Regions from separate parts of the Homo sapiens genome. Here region 2 is linked to region 1. A link is a loop called in an ENCODE intact Hi-C map of the cell type or tissue named here. Cell type or tissue: IMR-90. All regions are shown on one strand. Each heading gives the region's core, and the rest is flanking DNA. Links, peaks and the distances in the headings are about the cores only. Region 1 overlaps LINC00707 (long intergenic non-protein coding RNA 707). Region 2 has its middle 55 kb from the start of LINP1.

The links. Peaks named below come from ENCODE experiments on the same cell type or tissue, not always from the same donor. Only the 100,000 strongest peaks of a DNase experiment are listed, where the experiment ranks them.
Region 2: it touches region 1 in a loop (2.3-fold over the local background); 2 of 110 quality-filtered maps call a loop at or near these places.

The regions. Positions count from the first base shown.
Region 1 is chr10:6,783,393-6,788,789 of GRCh38, forward strand. The region is part of intron 2 of LINC00707 (long intergenic non-protein coding RNA 707); the gene reads left to right. Among named protein-coding and RNA genes, the nearest start is that of LINC00707, 6.5 kb to the left of the region's middle. In IMR-90, for the core only: a CTCF peak has its summit at 3,243 (motif pointing right); DNase peaks (open chromatin) are centred at 3,279 and 3,529; H3K4me3 peaks cover 349 bases; H3K27ac peaks cover 1,036 bases.
Region 2 is chr10:6,679,459-6,684,855 of GRCh38, forward strand. No RefSeq gene overlaps it. Among named protein-coding and RNA genes, the nearest start is that of LINP1, 55 kb to the right of the region's middle. In IMR-90, for the core only: no CTCF peak of the experiment used is centred there; no DNase peak of the experiment used is centred there.

The DNA.
Region 1 (5,397 bases), core at 398-5,397:
GATCCTCCTAAACACTCTACCCAGTGTCCTGTGAATTAGGAAATTTTCCAACCTGGCTGGAGGAAATGGATACTATTCCCAGGCTCATGTGAGCTCCAGCTACAGTTCCACTAATCTTTTCATGTGGTTCTTTCTTCCAGAGAAAGAAAGACTCAGGTAGTTTCCTCACATGCATGCTCTGATCAGTGCTCTGCCAAACACTTGAGGAGGATGGCCTGCAGACATCCATAATCTTCTTTTATGCAGCTCTCTCCTTCCCAGTGCTCTCTGCTGTGAACTCTCACCACTCTGATCTCCCCAGACATCATCCTTAACAAGTCAGGGAGTCTGCCAGTTTCTGTCAGAGTTTTCCCTTCTTCACTGTGGTCTTGAATCCCTTTAAGACTACAAGCTGGGGCTTAGCTTTGTTTGTTCTCATCTCTTTCCTTTGATGACTGATGTCCGATGTCCAATATCCAATGTCTCAAAAACCATTGATTCATATTTTGTCTCATTTTTTAGTTGGGGGGGTGGTAAACCTGGCTTCTGTTATTTCATCTCATCTAGAAGCAAAATTTCACAATAGGTTTTTTATAATTAAAAACTGAAAGCAACCTAATAATTCTACCAAGAGAATTGTGTGTATATACAGCATTGTTAGAATGAAAATTCCATTCACATTATTGACAATCCTGTAGGTGAATGTTTATTGATATGTAAATATGTTTATAACCTATCATAAGTGAAAAAAATAAGTGTATGATCAGTTTATTTTGTGTATATATCCATAAATATATACATATACATATACATAAATATCATATTATAAATACCTACACATATACAAACATATACCCATATATATTAGTATTTATCTTTCTATATCTGTTTCTATAAATAATATATACATAAAAGTATACACATATCTATTATGTGCCATAATTCCTACAGAAATCCTCTTGAGTTGGTAAGTATTTTTCTCTCTGCTAATCTTTATTTTGTAATTTTCTACAATAAATAGGTAATATTTCATGATAATAAAATATATAAACATTATTTTGAATTTACTGTTAGTTGATATTCAGTAAAACTACATTACCATATATAATAAAAATCAAGAATAAAATTCTAATTTTAGTTTTATGCTTACTTAAATTTTTTATTTTTTTGAGATGGTGTCTTGCTCTGTTGCCCAGGCTGGAGTGCAGTGGCCCCATCTCGGCTCACTGCAACCTCTGCCTCCCGGGTTTATGCCTCAGCCTACCGAGTAGCTGGGATTACAGGCATGCACCACCATGCCCAGCTAATTTTTGTCTTTTTGTAGAGATGGGGTTTTACCAGGTTGGCCAGGTTAGTCTCGAACTCCTGGCCTCAAGTGATCCGCCCGCCTTGGCATCCTACAATGCTGGGATTACAGGCATGAGCCGCGTGCCCAGCCTTACTTAACATTTGAATACATTTATAAAAACCCTTTCTGATTTGAAACACTTAAATTAAGCACTCTAATAAAGCTTTGATAAACTATTACTGTGTTTCTAACATTGTGAAAATAATGTTTCTTTTCTATAGGGCTATTCATTACCATTAACTAAAGACTCATTAAATATTTGCTTTTAAAGTACTTTTAGGTTTTCTTCTGCACGCTTTCATTAAAATAAAATACGTGAATGAAGAACAAATGTAAAAGAAACTATGATCTTAATATATAAGCTCAGGCCATCTAAGGCAGCAATTACGAAAGGGAAGACTGATAGAAAAAGTAGGATGGAAGAGTGGGAGCATGGCCATTCTGTGGGCTTTAGAGAAGAACACATAACATTCTCTAGGGATTCGCCCCTCCGGTTCTCACTACTCAGCAGCCAGAGCTGATATTCTATCATCAAATAACTAAACAACTCACTCATTTATTTCTATGATACTTTTTTTTTATTATACTTTAAGTTTTAGGGTACATGTGCACAATGTGCAGGTTAGTTACATATGTATACATGTGCCATGCTGGTGTGCTGCACCCATTAACTCCTCATTTAGCATTAGGTATATCTCCTAATGCTATCCCTCCCCCCTCCCCCCACCCCACAACAGTCCCCAGAGTGTGATATTCCCCTTCCTGTGTCCATGTGTTCTCATTGTTCAATTCCCACTTTTAATCCTAGCAATTCTGTTTTTTCATCACTCCTCTTAGAACTGAAGAGAGATGTGTGCAGGTGTGTACATGCATGTTTGTGTGTACAAGTACACACTAGACACAGAGACACAATAACACATCACACATGCACACACACACTCATATACACATATGCACACACAAATCTGCAGGCACACACATATCTACATACACATATGCACACAAAAATACACACACCACACACACACATTACACACATATGCACACAAAAATACACACACCACACATACACACATCACACACATACATATGCACACAAAAATACATGTACCACACGTGCACATATACATAGAAACATCACACACACACAAAACTATACTACAAATATACTACACACACACGCAGATACACATTCATTTCCCACACACACATATGCCCGCAAAATACACACACCACATGCACACACACATTACACATATAAATACCACACACACCACACACTACACACACATATATGCCCACCACTGCACATCACACGAATATACAGCACACACACACAAGCATGTGCAAACACACATATACATCGCACACAAACAAGTACACGCACACACCACACAACATCTAAAGGCTAGAAACCCCCATCTGTGCTGTGACAATGAACACAATCAGAGCTAGGTTTCTATTTACATCCCACTGAGAGAACATCGTCTGAATAGGGATTTTACAGACATTCCTCCAATAGCGTGCTCTGGGGGCGCACAGGGAAATATTTGGGGATAGTTACAGTGAAGCCAGTTTCAGCAGGCCTGTGCTCTGAACTGGGAAGGAAAGGGCAAGTAACAGAAATTCCAAATCAATGCATTTCCCTTCACCTGAGTAAGGGGCCCTGGAATCACTGGATGGGACATTGCGTCCGGGCTCTGATTAGAGCAGTTCATGTTATCTCCACGCCTTTGTTTCATCTTTCTACTACTTTAACAGCTTCCCCTCTCAATGGCCAAGACCCACTAAAAACAATCATCAGAAACAAACTTGTCAAATATATCTAGATGTACAAAGTTTTCCTTTGAGAAGGAGATAAGCCTCTTTCACAAGAGACAATAGGAATATTAAAAGAGAGTCCAAAAGCAAGCCACACGATGGCAGTGTGCGAAACGCTTGCATTTGTGCGTGGGCACGCGCAAAAGCTGTTCAGAAAAGAAGCCTGGGGGCCCTAGGGGGAGGAACTGAATTCTTTATGAAAGAGGGAAGACTTGAGCTGACCTTGAGATGCATTTTAAATCTTTCATTTTTTAAGAAAATATAATCGCATGGCAGAAAACTTTCAAAGTTCAGGGAAAAAATCACTTCATTGCAGCAGTCATTCTCTACATTCTTGGCAGGTTTATTCATAATAGCATGAAAGGAAAACAGCCCAAAGGTCCATGCGCAGCAAAAGGAATAAACAGATTAACAGTACAGTCACACGATGGAATACTAACTCCATAGCGCTAAAAAGGAATGAGTGGATACATACAGCAGCAGGGATTAATCTCAAATACATTAGGCTGAGTAAAAAAAGCCAGACCCAAAAAGTGCATTTATAGGAAGTTCAAGAACAGGCAAAACTAATCTATGGGGATAGGAAGCAAAATCATAGGTGCTGCTGATGTAGGAGACCCCCTGATAGACAGGGGCGCAGGGAACTTCCTAGAATTGACGCTGCATTCCAACTGGGGCATTGGGCAGGTAGTGTATACTGTTGTCAACACTCATACTGTGTGCACTTACGAGCTGAGCATTTTACAGTATGTAGTGTGTAATTATATCACCCCAAATAATTGAATCTATTTTCCTAAAACCTATTACTCAGTGATACTAGTGTTTCACTTGGAATCTATGCATTTTTTTCCTACAATTGAATGTTGATTATTCCAACCTGTACTGCAGACTTGGGGGAGCCAAAGACAAGCCTCTGCTTGATCTTGCTTTCAAGGTCTCTGAATTGAGATCAGACCTTCACGATTCATTCTGTGTGTTCACACAAGGGTAGGGAAAGAGCTCTGGATGGAAAGAGATATTCAAGTTCATGTTACTCTGCAGAGCTCCTGAATCAATGACTTGAGACTAGGCAAGAGAAAAAGAGTCAATAATCTAATAGGTTTACTTTTCTTCAATAAATGGAGGCCACTCTTGATAATAATGACCTCAACTCTATCCTTGTTATCCAGGAATAAAGTGCATCAGCTATACTCTTGAGTAAATGAAACCAGTCTATTGAAAATAATGAATAGAGGCTAGCATTTATTTACTTATTACTGAGCCAAGCAATTCACATGCATTAATCATTTAATCCTCACAATACTCTATGAGGCAGACAATATGAAGACTGTTTTTCCGAGCACAGAAAGGTTAAGTAACTTGCCTAAAGTTGCACAGCTAGTGAGAGGAGAAGCCAGAATCAATGCATTACTTGGAATGAGGACCAGGAAATGACAATGGAATATAGAGGGAAGCGGACAAATGGAAAATAAATAATTAAAACCTCTATTGGACAGGCAATTCAAAGAGACATTGGGTATTATCAAGCAAATACTCATTTGCAGACAATGAAACTGAGGCCCATGAAGGTTACGTGACTTCCCAAGTCATTCATCTAATTAGGAGAGAGCTGGGACAAGAAGCCATATTTTAAAAATCCCAGCTCAGGGCCTTTCTACTACATCAAAAAAAAAAAAAAAAAAAAATTAATTGATTTTTTTTTCACATAATGTCCAATTTTGAAATCTATCCCTGAGGGGATTGTTGGTTAGATATTCATAGTATTATAAAATTCAAGTCTTGGAAACGGCCTGGAAAGATCTTATGGCCGTTGGCTCCAAATTCAAGCAGCATCACACTTAAACCATCCCATCCAGATGAGAATCTTTCCCAGTTTTTAAAGTCTTCCAGATGTATCTCAACTGGATTTTTAAATCTGTTTTCCAGAGCAAAACAGCAGAATTTGGAAAATAACCTAATATGCATAAACCATGAATGGCATCCCCGGAGAGACACAAGCCCAAACCCTGAGCGTCCAGAGCATTTTAATTCGGGATGCAGTGCTTTAAAGCCCTAGGGATTATTTTCAGCAGAATTGACTCTATGAATATGAATTATTCTTCATGTCAGCCTTTTTTTTTTTTTTTCTGAGAAGGAAATCTGATACAAGATTGAATAGGAGAACAAGTAGCAGAATTTAGGGCAATATAAAAGGGCCCTGGAAGGCAGGTGAACACATTTTTCTTCCTTGCCCAGAAAAATGTCAATAG
Region 2 (5,397 bases), core at 220-5,219, 100 kb before region 1:
CGTCCACACATCTAGAGAATTATTGGGCCATTAAGACGGGTTTACACTTCTGGAATATCCACCTGTTTAGAGAGTCAGAAATGTGGGCATAGCTGAGGGGAAGGGATGGTCTAAATGCCTTCTAGGTGATGGGGGAAAACAACTTGAGCAAAAACAAAAACAACTGAGCTCTCTGAAAAGTTCAATAGCTAATTCTCTCAGTCTCGTGGGTCCTGGCATCAAAATGAAACAAAAGAAATTAGAAAAATTATTGGGAAATGAAAACTTGAGGACCTTATTATCTTAGCTCCACAGAAAATACAGGGTAGTGGTATATAGGTTAATTTCATCAAGAAAAGATAGCAAGATTTCTTGAAATTCAGAAAAAAGCTCATAGTCTTCTAGAATAGTCTAGAATTCACATCACACATACCTCTTCTTCTACACAAGCTTCATTACTGAAAAGAATTGCTAAGCTAGATATTCTTAGACTATTTCTCAGAAATACACTTGATAGAAGAAGCGATAGATCGATAACTGTGTGTGTGTGTGTGTGTGTGTGGAGAGAGAGAGAAATAGTGAAAGTTTAATGACAAATACTTTCATCTGGATCTTTCTTTTAAAGAACACATTTTTACCTTTAACCTGCCAAGAAAATGTTCTAACTCCTAGGGGCTCAATGGTTACTTTTGTTTACCAATGTCAAATTCGACATGTGCTTCTTATGATTTATATCTAAAGTCTAGTGCCATGATCACATTGAGAAAGAAAAAAATACCTTTGAAATAACCAGTTTAAGATGTCCCATGCCGCCAGACCCCCCCACTGTGAAACTCTCCATTGCTTCAAAAAGCTGAAGTTTCTGGTAGAAAAGACATATACTCTTTTCTGGAGAAGTAGCCACTTACATTTTATCCATGAATACAAAACATTTTTTTCATAGTTGATATTGTAGATATTACATAAATTTAATGGGCCCTGAAACTACTGGAAAATCTTTAAGTCATGTTGACTGCTTGGGTGATTTTGGATTCCTTGGCTTGCAAATCTCAGGAACTGTTTTAACAGAGAACAGTAGTGGCTTGTTTTGTGCTAAACCACCCCGACAGCAATTTAGTTGTCATTCAGCTACTAAAGCTTTACTTTATGGCTTTGAAAAACCTGGCTTTCCCTGTTCCATTATCTGCTGAGATAAAATGATATTGGAAGGTTATGACCGATGACAGAATGGCTTCTTTTCCCATCTTTTCTAGCCTCCCCATACGTTGGTCAACACGTGCCTTTTCTCGGCACTGAATGTTTTTAGAATGCTTTGCTTGCCTGCAGGCATTTTATGCTTACGAATTTCGCATCATTTCTTAACCTTCTCTGCATCTGCTTTCAGTCTCCAAAGGAGGCTAGAACGCTGGGTCCTCTGAGTCTACAGCTTCATTGCAGTAAAGAGGATGAGGGTGGGAGGGGGAGAGTACCTCTGGGGGGATTCTAATGCTCACATCCAATCTTGAATTGAGAGCAGTTGCCTGGGAAACAAAACCTCAAAAAATCTCATTTTCACATGCATCTTCAAATCTTCAAATGGCAGGACGTACTTCTGTGTTCAAAGGAAGTCCTCCAAGTCTAAGCGTCCAGCAAGTCGAGATTTATTATCTGCCCAACTCATCTCAGGATTCTATGGATATTTTCTATCACACTGGTAATCAAATAAGAATAACATACATGTGTTAAAAACAGACACAAATAAAAAAGGTTAAACTGGGTTTCTCTGGTTGTGTGAGTTGAGAGGCACCAGGGAATAGCAGAAAGGATTCTGCAATGCAGTCAGAAGACTCATTTTGCAAACATACCTCTAATTGGTAACTTAAATGTAAATTCGCGGTGAGTGCTTGGGCTGTGTGTCACAAATAAGACTCCCAGTCCCTGTTTCTTCATTGGTAAAGAGAAGTTTGGCATGGTCTCGAGATACTCCACTCCCGACCCCACCTCCTAGATCTAATAATTATCTGATCCTTTGGGAGTACCTAAAGGCTGTTGGCATCTTTCTACAAACATTTATTGGATAGTCATGATGTTGCCAATCTAGGGGAACTTCTTTCTATCACCTTAGGTTCTGTAACTGGAGCTTGCAAATCAAACTGATAAAATACAGAGTAACAGGAAAAAACATTTTATTTCAAATGCATGTGGCAGCTTTGCAGAAAAGAAGTGAAATCCCAAAGAAATGGTTAAGTTTGAGAGCTTATATACTATTTTAACAAAGGGTGATACATTGTGAAGAAGTGACAAAAGAAAAGGGGTTTCTAGGTGTGATAAATTGTGGAAAAAATTATATATATATAAAATATATATTATATATAGACAAGGGTTATTTAGTAAGTTTTTTTTTTTAATTCAAACGCAAGTCTCTAGTGATAAGCGTTATGTTGCATGATTAAGAGTCATTCTCCTCTTCCTGGTACAGGAGAGGGAGACGCCTTTACAAATAAAAATGTATTCCCTGTTTTTCAGGCAGAAAGAGGAAGGCCAGAGAATTCTTCCTGTATCTGCTGTTTCTCTAGTGCCTTCAGCTCAAATAATTTTTATGTCAAAGTGGCATATTTAAGGGTGGCATATTCTGATCTTTTTTATTAGCATAGTTCTTTTTTTTTTTCTTTTTCTGGCCCTTTTGTGTTTAGGCTAACTCATTGGTTCATTATTTGATTCATCATGGGCATTAACTACAAAAGAAATTTTGGGGGTAAAACATTAAAGAAAGGTATAATTTTTCAGAGATTATACAAGTTCAAGTGTATTTTTGGGATTTTTTTTCCATCAGAAATACATTCAACAGCAATGTTGATTATGCCACAGAGAATTGTCCTAATGAGTGTGTGTGTCTGCCACCCAAAACCAATGTTTGGAATGGAAATTATGCTTTCCTTCTAAAGGGCAGTATTATATATATATATTTCTTTCTTCAAAAATGTAATCTAGTAACAAGAAAGCTTCATTCTCAGTCTATGGGAGGGAAGTGCAATGAACTGGCTGGTTCCATTGTTACCATGCAACAATTTATTCTGAGCTATATGAACAAAAGACATTCTTCTCAGGGATGGCCTTATTAATCAGTTTATTATTCAATGGGTCAGAATTTGCATTTTGGTGAGTAGTATCGTTTTTATCTCTTCATGTTGCCAAAGTTGTAGTCACATTACAAGAGAGCTCTAAATTAACAGCACAGATATGCAGTTTCTTCAAGAGTAGTTAACTTTATTTCAAATGAATTCTGCTTCCTCTGCCTGGCATTTCTTTACCCGTTATCTCCAAATGTCCAAATTCAACCTATCACTTAAGACCTATTTCAAATGCTGTCTGCCCATCACCTCCTTTGAAGCTTCTCTTCCCTCTTTAAACTGCCATAGGGACAATTTTTTCTATATCGGGACAATTTTTTCTATATCTCTCCTACAGAACATATCACTTTCTACCATGCGTGCCGTTACTTAGTTGTGTGACTTACGTTGTCTACTAAAGTGAAAGCTTCTGAAGATACCATCACAGAGACCAGTACAGGGCCTCGCCCAACATGGTCTCAGTAAATATCTCAAGAATAAATAAAGAGTGGGAAGATGACACAGTGAGTTGACAATCCTTGGATAGCTTAGGCACCCTGTTGATTATGTTTGAAAACTTTTTCTTCACTTATTTTCAATTGGCAGATGCTCACGGGACATGATTTACTGTTAACAACAACTCAAGTAAAATTTAAAATGCAGCACGGTAAATCTTAGGTAACACAACAAATGGTAAAACCAAATGCATAATTTAGTCCAATGTGAGATATAAATAGTTTAGAGGCCATACTCCCATTTTGAACTATTTGTTTGAGTGATCTCTCTATTAGCATGGGGGATAGAAGTCAACCCTTTGTTTATAATATGCAGGTGTGTTGTGGACGGGTAACTGCTATGGAATGAATTGTGTCCTCTCCAAAAATTCATATGTTGAAGCCCCAATTCCTAATATGACTGTATTTGGAGATACAGTCTTCAGAAGGTACCTAAGGTTAAATTAAGTCAGAAGGATAGGGCCCTAACTTGGTAGAATTGTGTCCTTATAAACAGAGCTCTTCCATGCAGGGACACAGTGAGAACACAGCCATCTATAAGCCAGGAATGGAGTCTTCGCCAGAGACCAAATCAGCCGGCACCTTGTTCTTGGACTTTCCAGCCTCTGGAACTGTCAGAAAATATATTCTGTTATGTAAGCTGCCAAATCTGTTGTGTTTTGTTGTGGCAGCCAGAGCTAAGACGGGACTTAAACAGATGAAACCTTTTCACTGGGAGCCAGGTGCAATGGTGTGCACCTGTAATCCCAGTGACTCAGAAGGCTGAGGCAGGAGAATTGAGTGACGACTGGAGTTTGAGGCTGCAGTGAGCTATGATCACGCTACTGCACTCCAGCTTGTGTGACAGAATGAGACTCTGTCTTTTTAAAAAACAAAACAGCAACAAAAAACTTTTCACGTGACTGCTTGCATTTGCTTGGTGAAATGTTTTTGACTGTGAACACCAATAGTATAAACAGGGATTACTTCACATGGAGCCTTTGTAGAGGGAACTCCAGGAGAAAGAAGTCTATGGAAGGGCAGCTGATTATCTGGGCATTTTCACAAATAAACTCTTGAGTTCCCAAAAAATAACCACAGGGACCATTGCTGACATTCAGGGAAGTAAAGTCTTTTCATGGATGTGAAGAGAAAGGATCAATTTCATTATCATCTTACAGTTGCCAAGAGAAATAAGTCATTCAGATGTCATGGTATGTTATAGAGGAAATACTGACAAATGTAAACTCTTAGATCATGGCAATATAAAACGAAATCTGACTGGACACAGTGGCTCATGCTTGTAATCCTAGCACTTTGGGAGGCTGAGGCGGGCAGACTGCCTGAGGTCAGGAGTTTGAGACCAGCCTGGGCAACATGGTGAAATCCCGTCTCTACTAAACAAACAAACAAACAAACAAACAAAAAACTATTAAAAGAATAAATACTGCTAAGCACATTAATAGGGAAAAATATGGAGAACTAATGTATTCCATAGAAAGATGTTTACTCTGTATTTAAATAGAGTGACAATTCATTTTGTATGACACCCCAAGTTTTATTGCTTTTTCAGTCAAAGAGAGTAACCAAAATGTTGACCTTTACAAGTTCCCTACACATTAGGAAAACTTTTCTTGTAAGAAAGATTCTGGCCCTGAGTAGTTGAAATTGCAGAAAATCTGCAAACATGCTGGTCCTGATGTTGGAGACTTCAGTAATTAAAGAGAGGATGTTCTCAAGCCCAGCGCCCTTTCTGCTGCAGAACAGATGGGTCAACACAATATTCTCTTCTTACCAGTATGAAATTATCCAGCTGCCAATTCTACCTGTGGATA